Linked DNA regions of Homo sapiens: all the other regions are linked to region 1. Evidence: chromatin contacts called from ENCODE Hi-C or POLR2A ChIA-PET data. All regions are on one chromosome and are shown on one strand. The core of a region is the stretch at or near the end of the contact, and the rest is flanking DNA. Distances in the headings are between cores, read along the strand shown.

What was found. Hi-C counts contacts between places; a loop is a spot of excess contacts on that map. ChIA-PET counts read pairs that join two places held with the same protein, here RNA polymerase II (POLR2A). Pooled maps may share reads with other maps.
Region 2: a loop to region 1 is called in a map of gastrocnemius medialis, with 9 times the contacts of the local background. The contact joins two enhancer-like sites. A Hi-C loop is called at or near these places in 3 of 168 maps with a recorded cell type or tissue (GM12878, cardiac septum and gastrocnemius medialis) and 6 of 50 pooled maps. POLR2A ChIA-PET finds 5 or more read pairs at or near these places in 2 of 52 experiments (A673 and HepG2).
Region 3: a loop to region 1 is called in a map of K562, with 9 times the contacts of the local background. The contact joins two enhancer-like sites. A Hi-C loop is called at or near these places in 1 of 168 maps with a recorded cell type or tissue (K562), 1 of 37 single-sample maps with no recorded cell type and 10 of 50 pooled maps. POLR2A ChIA-PET finds 5 or more read pairs at or near these places in 2 of 52 experiments (H1 and HEK293).

Annotation. Positions count from the first base shown.
Region 1 is chr3:48,150,193-48,154,339 of GRCh38, reverse strand. No RefSeq gene overlaps it. Among named protein-coding and RNA genes, the nearest start is that of CDC25A, 36 kb to the left of the region's middle. Within about 2 kb of position 2,764, at least 21 of the 41 ENCODE cell types and tissues checked have a DNase peak (open chromatin) inside an H3K27ac peak, as active enhancers do; they include gastrocnemius medialis, where a contact is called at or near this core.
Region 2 is chr3:47,889,081-47,893,020 of GRCh38, reverse strand. The region is part of intron 10 of MAP4 (microtubule associated protein 4); the gene reads left to right. Among named protein-coding and RNA genes, the nearest start is that of MIR1226, 41 kb to the right of the region's middle. Within about 2 kb of position 1,565, at least 12 of the 41 ENCODE cell types and tissues checked have a DNase peak (open chromatin) inside an H3K27ac peak, as active enhancers do; they include gastrocnemius medialis, where a contact is called at or near this core.
Region 3 is chr3:47,788,242-47,792,356 of GRCh38, reverse strand. No RefSeq gene overlaps it. Among named protein-coding and RNA genes, the nearest start is that of SMARCC1, 8.4 kb to the right of the region's middle. Within about 2 kb of position 2,745, at least 34 of the 41 ENCODE cell types and tissues checked have a DNase peak (open chromatin) inside an H3K27ac peak, as active enhancers do.

The DNA of each region.
Region 1 (4,147 bases), core at 1,515-4,014:
TCTGTAAGCCTAGGGATCTATGAGAGCAGGACTTCTCAAACACGTGGGAAACTTGTTAAAACGCAGATTCTGATTCCACAGCTCTGGGTCGCAGCCTGAGGTTCTGCATTTTTAACAGACTCTCAAAGCTGCTGATCCTTTTGCTACCCTTTGAGCAGCCAGCCTGTAGAGGGTTTAAGAAGGGAGCAGTGTGAAGCCGTGTAATTGCTGAGAGCAAGACAAAGGATGGATGATAGGTAAGGAATGATGATAATTATAGTCATAGCAGAAGCTGGGGCATGGGAGGGAAGGGCTTTAGGTGCTGGGATCTGGTGATGGATGGGTAGATGGGAGTGAGGGAGAGGGATGGATTCAGGATGGTCTCTTGGCTCCTGACCTGAGGGAGTGGCTGGACCACTGGTACTCAGAGCAAGAAATCAAGAAATACATGGCCAGGCACGGTGGCTCATGCCTGTAATCCCAACACTTTGGGAGGCCGAGGCAAGTGGATCACCTGAGGTCAGGAGTTCAAGACTAGCCTGACCAACATTGTGAAACCCCGTCTCTACTAAATACAAAAAATTAGCTGGGTGTGGTGGTGCATACCTGTAATCCCAGCTACTTGGGAGGCTGAGGCAGGAGAATTGCTTGAACCTGGGAGGCGGAGGTTGCAGTGAACTGAGAATGCGCCGTTGCACTCCAGCCTGGGCAACAAGAGTGAAACTCTGTCTCAAAAAAAAAGAAATACACAAGGAAAGGAAATATTGAAAAAGCCTAAGTTGAAATTTATAAAATTACTGGCCTGCATATTTTATAAATATCAGTGTCATACATGACCAAAGAGAGGCCCAGGAACCGTTCCAGATTAAAGGAGACTCAAGAGACATGACAACTAAATGAAATGTGTGATCTTGGATGGGATCCTGGACCAAACCGAAAAAGAGTACTATAAAGGACATTTTTGGAACATTTGACTACATTGAAATATGAACTTTAATTAGGTAAAATTATTATTATTATTATTATTTTGAGACACAGACTCGCTCTGTTGGCCAGGCTGGACTGCAGTGGCACGATCTTGGCTCACTGCAACCTCCGCCTCCTGTGCTCAAGCCATTCTCCTCCCTCAGCCCCCTGAGTAGCTGGGACTACAGGTACCCGCCACCACACCCAGCTAATTTTTAAATTTTTAGTAGAGATGGGGGTTTCACCATCTTGGTCAGGCTGGTCTCGAACTCCTGACCTCGTGATCCACCCACCTCGGCCTCCCAAAGTGCTGGGATTACAGGCATGAGCTACTGTGACCCACCAGGTAAAATTAGTAACTCAGTGTTAAGTTTCCTGAATTTGATAATTATACTGCAGTTATGTATGAGAACATCCTTGTTCTAAGGAAATAATACACTGAAATATTACAGGTTAAGTGTGTGTGTGTGTGTGTGTGTAAGAGAGAGAAGTAGACAGAGTCAAAGGGAAGAAAGCAAATGCAGCAAAATTTGAAAACGTTAAAATGTATGACTCTTGGCAAAGGGCATAAGGGAATTCTTTGTACTATTCTTGCAACTTTTCTGTAAGCTTTAAATTATTTCAAAAGAAAACATTTTAAAAGGGGGCTGGGCCGGGTGCAGTGGCTCATGCCTGTAATCCCAGCACTTTGGGAGGCCAGCGTGGGTGGATCACTTGAGGCCACGAGTTTGAGACCAGCCTGGGCAACATAGAAAGACGTCTTCTCTATAAAAATAAAAATTGAAATAAGTAAATTAAATAAAAAAGAGGGGCTGTCATGCTGAGCTCCTATGTGGACGGGGGGATCTGGGCAGTGACTGTCCCGATGCCTGAGTGGTCAAGTGTTGAATGTGAGGAGTGCTCCAGAGAAATATCCAGGCTGGTGACAGCAAGTTGTCACACGTATCCAAGTGGCAGTTCTACCAATGTAGAAGACAGGGAAGCAGAGAGAGAGGTTAGAGGCAGGATGCCAGGAAGCCAGGCAGGGAGGGGTAGGGAGCAGCCACAAGGAGGTCTCAGTGATAGGGTTAAGCTCGGCTGCCTGTGGTGGGACATATGTCACTGGTGACCTTGGGACACAAAGCCTGCCCACGCTAGGGTAGGGTAGGGGAAGGACAGGGAGGCGAGGCAGAAACAGCAGCAGGGGAAGACTGGGTGGCATTGGGCATGGCATTGGGCGTGCTCAGCCTCTGTGTGACTGTGACCTGGCAGCTGGGATGGGGGTGGATTACCTAGATGATTCTAAGACCTTAAGATCTTGGTCATTCTGATTTCTAAGCAATGACTCCTGGAAGTTGTGCAAAGCCCAGTCCAGAGTTCCTGCTTGCACGCTCCCAGAACAGAGGAGGCAGAGTCCCTTCCAGTGCTGGCCAGAGCAGGACAGCTCTTCCGCAGGCAAAGTCAAATCCGCACCTCCATACTGTGGCTACTTTGTATATGTTGATTCATTTTCCATTTATGTTTTCTGTTTAGTTTTTCAATATGGATGTCTTTCTTCAATATGAAGTATTTCAGACATACCCACTGTCTGGGAGTACCCACCGTCAAGGGTAAATAAAAACTTCCACCGATAGGCTTTCTTTGCCCTCTTGTTTCACTCTGCTGCCAGGCTGCCACGGGGCTTGGGGCTGTGACCACTGCAATGGCCATAGGAAGACATCAGGTGGCAGTGGTGCCCCAGGTTTGTCTCCTCAGGTATCTCGGCCTTCTAGCTCCTCTCCTCCAGAGCCAGTCAGTAACTGGGAGGAGCTGGGGGCTCTCCAGGAGCTTCCCACCCCTTCCCCTGCCCTGGCTTCCAGCTGCATTTAATGGCACTTTGCCTGCTCTGAGTACAGGAAAAGCTGTGGCTGTTCCTTGTCCAAGCCGCAGTTCCCAATGGCCTAGTTCAAGCATGTGTTTCATGCACCACAGTGCAAGGGCTCCCAAAGGGGAAAAAAGGGAAGAGGGCTGGTTTGGATTATTAGCATTTTGTATTTTTAATAAATGCATCAATGTGGTCATCATGGAAAAATGTCCGATCTTTGTGGGGTTTATTTACACTTCCTTCCTAGTTTACTTTGGGTGACGCAGGGTGGATCATAGGCCTTAACCTTCTAAAGCACAGCCTCTTTCCCCTGGCGGCTTCCTAGACTCTGATGAAGAAATAAGGCCTACTTTCTGATTCCGGTCTGCCCCTGACCAGTGGTGTGACACTGAGCAGAACACTTCACTTCTCTGGACCAGAGGTCTCAAGTATAAAGGATGAGCTTGGGCAACCTCCCCATCCTCCCCCAAGGACTCCTCACTATTCCTGTTCTTTGGGACCTCCTTACCTTTGCTGACACCTGCAGGGAATGCCTTTCTTTTTCCACAGAACTCTTTTTTCTTTTTTGGAGACAGAGTCTCACTCTTGTTGCCCAGGCTGGAGTGCAGTAGCAGGATCTCGGCTCACCACAACCTCCGCCTCCCAGGTTCAAGCGATGCTCCTGCCTCAGCCTCCTGAGTAGCTGGGATTATAGGCACCTGCCACCACTCCTGGCTAATTTTTGTATTTTTCGTAGAGACAGGGGTTTCACCATGTTGTCCAGGCTGGTCTCAAACTCCTGACCTCAGGTGATCCGCCTGCCTCAGCCTCCCAAAGTGCTGGGATTACAGGCATGAGCCACTGCTCCCAGCCTTCCACAGACTTATTCTTTTTAGGAGGGTTGGGGATGGGGAATAGGGTTTCGCTCTGAGTAGCTGGGACTATAGATGCACACCATCACACCCAGCTAATGTTTTTTTAAAATTTTTTTTGTAGAGACAAAGATCTCCCTATGTTGCCCAGACAGGTCTCAATCTCCTGGCCTCAAGTGATCCTCCCACCTCAGCCTCCCAAAGTGCCGAGATTATAGGAATGAGCCAATGCATCTGCCCTCTGATTCATTCTTGTAAACATAAATAATATAATTGTCCGGCTGGGTGCAGTGGCTCACACCTGTAATCCCGGCACTTTGGGAGGCCTAGGTGAATGGATCGCTTGAGCTCAGGAGTTCAAGACCAGCCTAGGCAACATGGCGAAAACCTGTCTCTACAAAAAAATACAAAAAATTAGCCAGGTGTGGTGGTGTGTGCCTGTAGTCCCAGTTACTCCAGAGGCTGAGGTGAGAGGATTGCTTGAGTCTGGGAGGTGGAGGTGGCAGAG
Region 2 (3,940 bases), core at 316-2,815, 260 kb after region 1:
ATTTTGAACAATTTCCTGGATTCATTGTTCTTCAGGGTTATAGCTGGGGATTGGCAAATGAGTCTCGGTTATTTTTAAAACAGTTTTCTGAGTGGTTGAATGTGGAAGGGTGGGCATGGTATCAGATAAATGAGTGTGTGGGTATGCACGTATCTATATCAGTGAAAGCCAAAATAATTACTATCCTTAGTGCTTGGATTGGCACCATACTGTGTTTTAAATTGCAGATCTAAACAGAGTGCTAGTTCACGGGAAATTACATTCTCAGATTAAAGTAGCATTTTGTTGTGCAGAAAGCAGCAGGTTCCTTCCTTTCTTTCGCTTTCATTCATTCTTCCTTTCTTTCTTTCTTTCACATTTGTAAGTGCATTTAATACTCAACTGCTTGAGGAGAGAGGGGCATTGAGGGAGAGATGAATTTTGTCATGAATACTGGGGAATTGGTGTGATGTCACTGCAAGCTCTGTGTGATCGTAGGTGGTATTAGAGCTCCAGGAGCGAAAGCAGGGAGAGCAGTGGAGGAGAGACGATGTCGCTCTCAGACAAGCAGACAGCCTCTCTCACTGCCGCGTACGGTCAGCTCAGTAAGGGCAAGCCTGCAGAGTGCCGAATGGACTCCCCAAAAGAAATCAGTCAAGCCGGATTCGAATGGCAGAGGACAGAGGGCAAACTGAATGAAATTGGGCTGAATGTCAGCATGGACGGGCAACCAAAAGATGGGCTTGTGAAGAATGCCAGCTTCCTGGAGCAGAACAAGCTCTGCTTTTTTGAGGGGAAGCTAGACAAAGAGCTGAGCATTGAAATGCAGGACAAGGACTGTCAAGAAGCCTCAGGTCACCTTGAGAGCAGGTATGTGATTTCAGAGACCTGCCATCCCTTGGAGGGGAACTCGGTACACCAGAAGACCTCCGAGTTCCATCTGGGACTCATAGAGGGGCCAGACAAAAACAAAACCATTCCAGTTCAGGGGAAGGTGGCAGGGAAGAATGGACTAGAGACCAAGAGCCAGTCAGATCTGGATTTCCCTGGGGCTGCTGACATCCCTACCAGATATGTTAAGGAGCAGGAAACCAGTGTTTGGAACCCCAGCTTTCATCCAGTGGCTCAAGGCTCTCTGGGCTCAAGGGAAGCAACTCCGGGAGAGATGGAGAATAGCATCACCCCTGGCTGCCCAGTGATTGGGGTGGTAAATGATAACTCTGAGCAGCTGAAGTGTGAGTCCCCACTCCTGGTGTCTCTAGCCCACCCAGCCCCCATTATTGAGCATTCACCCACCACCATTCCGCCAATCACTATGGTGTTCACCCAGGAACATTTGAATGCAAGCTGTCACATCAGAGACCATGATAAGGAGTTGGAGAAATTGAGTTCTACCGAGGAGGCTGTGCTCAACCAAGCCCCCCAGCAGAAAAAGGCAGTGCGCAGGGCCCTGTCTGAATGTTCTCACCTCTCAGTTCCCCCAGCTGTCAACCTTGCAGATAAGTACCCTGAACTCCCTGCCCGAGAAGAGCCTTCTTCTGGCCTGCTGCCTCCCCCTAGTAGCCCAATGCCTAGTCCTACACCTGGGAAACTGGGAGCTCCTGCTATGAAGCGCTCCATGACTGTGGGTGAGGAACAGACAGCTAGCTACAAATTGAGCCCTGGGAAACTGCCCATCTTGTCTACTAAAGAGATACCTCCTTTCATCTGTGAGGAACCAGTGGCCAAGAAGAGAGAAGAATTGGCTCACTTCAGCAACAGCAGCAGCAACTCTGGGAAGAAGGAACTCGGCACTGCTGGATTATATCTCCATAGTAAGCTGGAGCAGATTCCTGAAGGAAGCAGCAAGGAAAAAGGGCAGGAAGATTTTAGTGAAACTAGAATTGATTCATGCTCGCAGGTTTGCCAGCGAGGAGAGAAACAGCCAGGACAGACGGCTCTGGCAGGGAAGAAAGAAATTGAGGTCACTGCAACCCAGAGCACTCCATCGTTCCTGTTTGAAAAGCCCCCACGTGATGGTATGTTTCTAAATTTTGCCTCCATTGGGAACAAGCAGACAGCAAGGAAGGAACCAAAGTGACAGATTACCGGCAGAGCACTAAGCAGCTTTTTACAGCTGGGTTCTGTGACTGCCTGGGGAAAGCTTAATTCCCTTGTGTTGGAAGCTTGCTGGGAGTGAGGCAAGGAAGAGAACAAAGTGAATCTTGCAGGGTCAAGCTGAATGTCTTGCTAGCATGACAGATAATGTGAATTGAGTGTGCAAGTTTGGGGTGGAATGGGGTCAGAGAATGGTGGGTATAAAAACTAGACCCCCTTTCTTGACCTCATGTCACCCTGTCCAACCCATCCCCCATCCACCCAGCCCTCAGCTCCCTGTTGGTTTGAACCAGATGATTCCTGAGCTCTAAATCCTTCAATCCCAACTGATTGATTTCCTTGCTTGAAAATCTGTCACTTTATATAGATTCACAATGGGTTTATCAGCACTAACCTCCTCTCATTAAGTTGCACAATCTGGGTGGAAGCTCTGTTTTCTGTTTTTGCTTTGGAGAACGTTTTACTTTTGTTCAAACTGAAAAAGAGCCCTTTAAAGCTAGCTATTTAATATTCTTTCTGTGTTCTTCATGTTTGACCCAATCTTGCTTCTAGTTTTCTCTTTTTGTATGTGTTTTGAGAGGATTTGTGGGGAGAAAAAGAAGAAAGAGAAAGCAGGGAGAGAAGGAGAGACTTGCAACCTAATAAACAGCTAAATTTTGCGGTCTTTGTGACAGCCTTTTGTGTCTTTCTTCCTGGCCCTTTCTTTTCTTCCCCATCTCCCATCCCCCCACAGCTCTTATTGTGGTGGTCTAAAAAAGCTTGTGTTTCTCCGAGTCCAGTTTGAGCACAAAGGGCCATAATTCACAAACTTGTAAATGGGGATTTAAAACATGTGTTTTGCTTGTTTAAAAAAAAATAGTCTTGTTTCCTGGGACCTGTTTTCTCTAATATTTATTACTCTCAGTATATTTTTATGAAATTGTACTTTTTTTCTTTGAAAGTAAGAAATGGTATTTTCTAGGGGAGTGGTAAGTAGAAGACATACAGATGTTTTGGGTTTTTTTTTTTTATGGAGATAAAAAACATTTTTTGTTTTTTATGGAGATAAAAAACACGTTTTTTTATGGAGGCAAAGAAGCTTAATAGTTCCTCTTTGATTTCTTATGACTCCAGAATTACAAGCATTCAGGTGTCCCATGCTGTTGCTTCCTTCTAGCTGGGACAGAACTGTAAGCTCTTCCTGGACAGGACTTTGTCATCTTTTTCTTGATCCCCAGGTGCTTTGTTCAGTACCACATAACTTCTAGGTGATCATGAGTGAAGACTTTGTTTCAGAACAAGTTCTTTCTAATTCAGACTAACAGAAGTTTGTGCTAATAGAAAAAAATTTCAGATGACTGACAAATCCACCGATCCATTCACCCGATAAATGTTTAAATGCTGACTCTGCTAACCACTCTGTAGATAAAACTTTTATAGGAAGATTGTTTCATTTAACATGCCTACCATTTGCATTCACTATCTAGGCACTGGAAATTATCCTTATCCTCAAGCAACTTTTGATCCAGTTGGAGGACTGGGAGGCAGTGGGAGGGTTGTGAATTGTGGAAACATTTTGGAGGAAGTCACATTTGAGGTGGGCCTTGGAACCCTGGGATGCCAAATAATGCGGAGGGAAAGCCTTCCAGGCAAGGGAACTCATATTAAACAAAGATATGAAGCCTAGACAGCTCATGTTAGGTAAAAGAACAATGGAGGAATCTCAGGGCATCCAGTCACAGGAAATGTGGCCAGGCTGCTGCCATTGTGTATATCTCTCTTGGGACCTCTGCTTCTCCCTGCACATGTACTCCATTCTCTTCCCTTTAAAAATCTGTATTTCCTCTGTCATCTCTTTTTGCTTCCCTTGTAACTCTGCCCAGGA
Region 3 (4,115 bases), core at 1,496-3,995, 360 kb after region 1:
CAAAATTTCAATTTACTACTTACTATTCAAATAACTTTTTGTGCAAAAATAAAAGATGGAACTAAAATCTTAGGTAAAAATAAAAGAGAATATGTCTGTTGGAATGCTTTAGGCAACAAGGAACAGAAAACCTGACTCAAAACTGGCTTAATTGACTGGGTGCAGTGGCTCACACCTGTAATCCCAGCCCTTTGGGAGGCCGAGGCGGGTTGATCACCTGAGGTCAGGAGTTCATGGTGAAACTTCGTCTCTACTAAAAATACAAAAATTAGCCGGGCATGGTGGTGCATGCCTGTAATCCCAGCTACTGAGGCTGAGGCAAGAGAATCGCTTGAACCCGGGAGGCAGAGATTGCAGTGTGCTGAGATCGTGCCATTGCACTACAGCCTGGGTGACAGAGCAGGACAAAATCTCACAAAACAAAAAACAAACAAAAAAACAAAGCAAAACAAACAAAAACAAAAAACAAAAAAACTGGCTTAAAGTACAAGGAAATGTATTATCTCATATAATAGGAAGCCCTTAGGTAGGTAGGACACAACTCGTGGTAGATTGATTCAGTGGCTCACTGTGTCATTAACATGAACTGCTTTCCATCATTCGAGTAGGCCTTATCCTCGGGTTTCTTGCAAGAGGGCTTCAGCAGTTCTCATAAAATCTCTAGAGTCTCTTCATGCTTCACTGGCCACAACTGGATCCCATTTTGTAACTATATTTCTGGCAACGGAAATAGAATCAACCCTTAGGGCAATCATGCCTGCTTGTGATTCAGGAGGAAGAATCAGGTCTTATTTAGGAGGAAACTAAAGACACTCAATAATTCAGGATTTTGTTAGAGAAAATTGTATTAAAATTTTGTGTATAAAACAAATATCAGTGTAACTTTTTTTTTTTTTTTTGAGACGGAGTCTGGCTCTGTTGCCCCGCTGGAGTGCAGTGGCGCGATTGTGGCTCACTGCAACCTCCGCTTCCAAGGTTGTAGTGATTCTCCTGCCTCAGCCCCCCGAGTAGCTGGGATTACAGGAGCCCGCCAGCACGTCTGGCTAATTTTTGTATTTTTTGCAGAGACGGGGCTTCACCATGTTGGCCAGGCAGGTCCCGAACGCCTGACCTCAAGTGATCCACACATCTCAGTCTCCCAAAGTGCTGGGATTACCGGCATGAGCCACTGCACCTGGCCCAGTGTAACTATTAAAAGAATAGGCTGGGCTGGGCACGGTGGCTCATGCCTGTAATCCCAGCACTTTGGGAGGCAGAGGCGGGCAGATCATGAGGTCAGGAGGTCGAGACCATCCTGGCTAACACAGTGAAACCCCGCCTCTACTAAAAATACAAAAAGTAGCCGGGCTTGGTGGCGGGCGCCTGTAGTCCCAGCTACTCGGGAGGCTGAGGCAGGAGAATGGCGTGAACGCGGGAGGCGGAGCTTGCAGTGAGCCGAGATTGCGCCACTGCACTCCAGCCTGGGCGACACAGCGAGACTCCATCTCAAAAACAAACAAACAAACAAAAAGACCATCCTGGCTAACATGGTGAAACCCCGTCTCTACTAAAAACACAAAAAAATTAGCCGGGCATGGTGACCGGCGCCTGTAGTCCCAGCTACTCCGGAGGCTGAGGCAGGAGAATGGCGTGAGCCCAGGAGGCGGAGCTTGCAGTGAGCCGCGATCGTGCCACTGCACTCCAGCCTGAGTGACAGAGCGAGACTCCGTCTCAAAAAAAAAAAAAAAAAAAAAAAGAACAGGCTGGGCGTGGTAGCTCACGCCTATAATCCCAGCACTTTGGGAGGCCAAGGTGGGCGGATCACGAGGTCAGGAGATCGAGACCATCTTGGCTAACACGGTGAAACCCTGTCTCTACTAAAAATACAAAAAATTAGCCGGGCATGGTGGCGGGCGCCTGTAGTCCCAGCTACTCGGGAGGCTGAGGCAGGAGAATGGCGTGAACCCGGGAGGCGGAGCTTGCAGTGAGCCACTGCACTCCAGCCTCGGTGACAGAGGCAGGAGAATGGCGTGAACCCGGGAGGCGGAGCTTGCAGTGAACCGAGATTGTACCACTGCATTCCAGCCTGGGCAGCAGAGCGAGGCTCCGTCTCAAAAAAAAAAAAAAGAAAAAGAATTGAGGTGCCCGGGCACGGTGACTCATGCCTGTAATCCCAGCTTTGGGAGGCCGAGGCGGGCGGATCATGAGATCAGGAGTTCCAGACCAGCCTGACCAACATGGTGAAACCCCGTGTCTACTAACAATACAAAAATTAGCCCAGCATGGTGGCACATGCCTGTAATCCCAGCTACTCTGGAGGCTGAGGCAGGAGAATCACTTGAAACCGGGAGGCGGAGGTTGCAGTGAGCCGAGATCACACCACTGCACTCCAGCCTGGGTGACACAGCAAGACTCAAAAAAAAAAAAAAAAAAAAAAAGAGTAGAGGCTGGACGTGGTGGCTCACGCCTATAATCCCAGCACTATGGGAGGCCGAGGTGGGTGGATCACTTGAGGTCAGGAGTTCCGGACAAGCCTGGCCAACATGGTGGAAAAAAAAATAAAAAAGAAAAAGAAAAAGAAAAAACATGGTAAACAAAAAAAAAAGTTTATGACAGCAATGCATCAAAACATATCTATTATCATAATGGACAAACAAGGTTTAAACATGGGTGCTTATTCTGCTCACAACACATAAACCAGTGACAAGTAAGCCAGTCCCTTTCACATTGGGTCTTTGAGTGGAAAATGTAATTTTTCTCTTTTTTGTTTTTTTTTTTGAGATGGAGTCTCGCTCTGTCGCCCAGCTTGAGTGCAGTGGAGAGATCTCGGCTCACTGCAAGCTCCGCCTACCGGGTTCACGCCATTCTCCTGCCTCAGCCTCCTGAGTAGCTGGGACTACAGGCGCCCGCCACCAGGCCCGGCTAATTTTTTTTGTATTTTTAGTAGAGACGGGGTTTCACCGTGTTATCCAGGATGGTCTCGATCTCCTGACCTCGTGATCCGCCCGCCTCGGCCTCCCAAAGTGCTGGGACTACAAGCATAAGCCAACGGGCCCGGCCGGAAAATGTAATTTTTCTACTAGGCACTAGAGGTCAGCAGCGTATTAATTTCCCCACAGGGCTCCATTACTTCTGTCATAATGTCAGCCAATCACCAACCTGTTTCTTTCTTTTTTTTTTTTTCTTTTTTGAGATGGAGTCTCCCTTTGTTGCCAGGCTGGAGTGCAGTGGCGTAATCCTGGCTCGCTGCAACCTCCGCCTCCCGGATTCAAGTGATTCTCCTGCCTCAGCCTTCTGAGTAGCTGAGATTACAGGCATGTGTCACCACGCCCGGCTAATTTTTGTATTTTTAGTAGAGGCTGGGTTTCACAATGTTGGCCACCACACCCAGCCGTTTTTTTGTTTTTGTTTTTGTTTTTTTTTTGAGACGGAGTCTCGCTCTGTCGCCCAGGCTGGAGTGCAGTGGCGCGATCTCGGCTCACTGCAAGCTCTGCCTCCCGGGTTCACTCCATTCTCCTGCCTCAGCCTCCTGAGTAGCTGGGACTACAGGAACCTGCCACCACTCCCGGCTAATTTTTTGTATTTTTTAGTAGAGACGGGGTTTCACCGTGTTAGCCAGGATGGTCGCCATGTCGTGACTTCCTGATCCGTCCGCCTAGGCCTCCCAAAGTGCTGGGATTACAGGCGTGGCGCCATCTTGACTCACTGCAACCTCCGCTTCCCGGGTTCAAGCGATTCTCTTGCCTCAGTCTCCCAAGTAGCTGGGATTATAGGCATGCGCCACCACGCCCGGGTAATTTTGTATTTATTTATTTATTTAGAGACAGAGTTTTGCTCTTGTTGCCCAGGCTGGAGTGCAATGGTGTGATCTCGGCTCACTGCAACCTCCACCTCCTGGGTTCAAGTGATTCTCCTGCCTCAGTCTCGCGAGTACCTGAGACTACAGGCATGCACCGCGACGCCCGGCTAATTTTGTATTTTTAGTAGAGATGGCGTTTCTCCATGTTGGTCAGGCTAGTCTCGAACTCCTGACCTCAGGTGATCTGCCTGCCTCAGCCTCCCAAAGTGCTGGGATTACAGGCGTGAGCCACAGCGCCTGGCGTCGCTTTAGTTCTTTCCCACTCTTTTATTGTCCT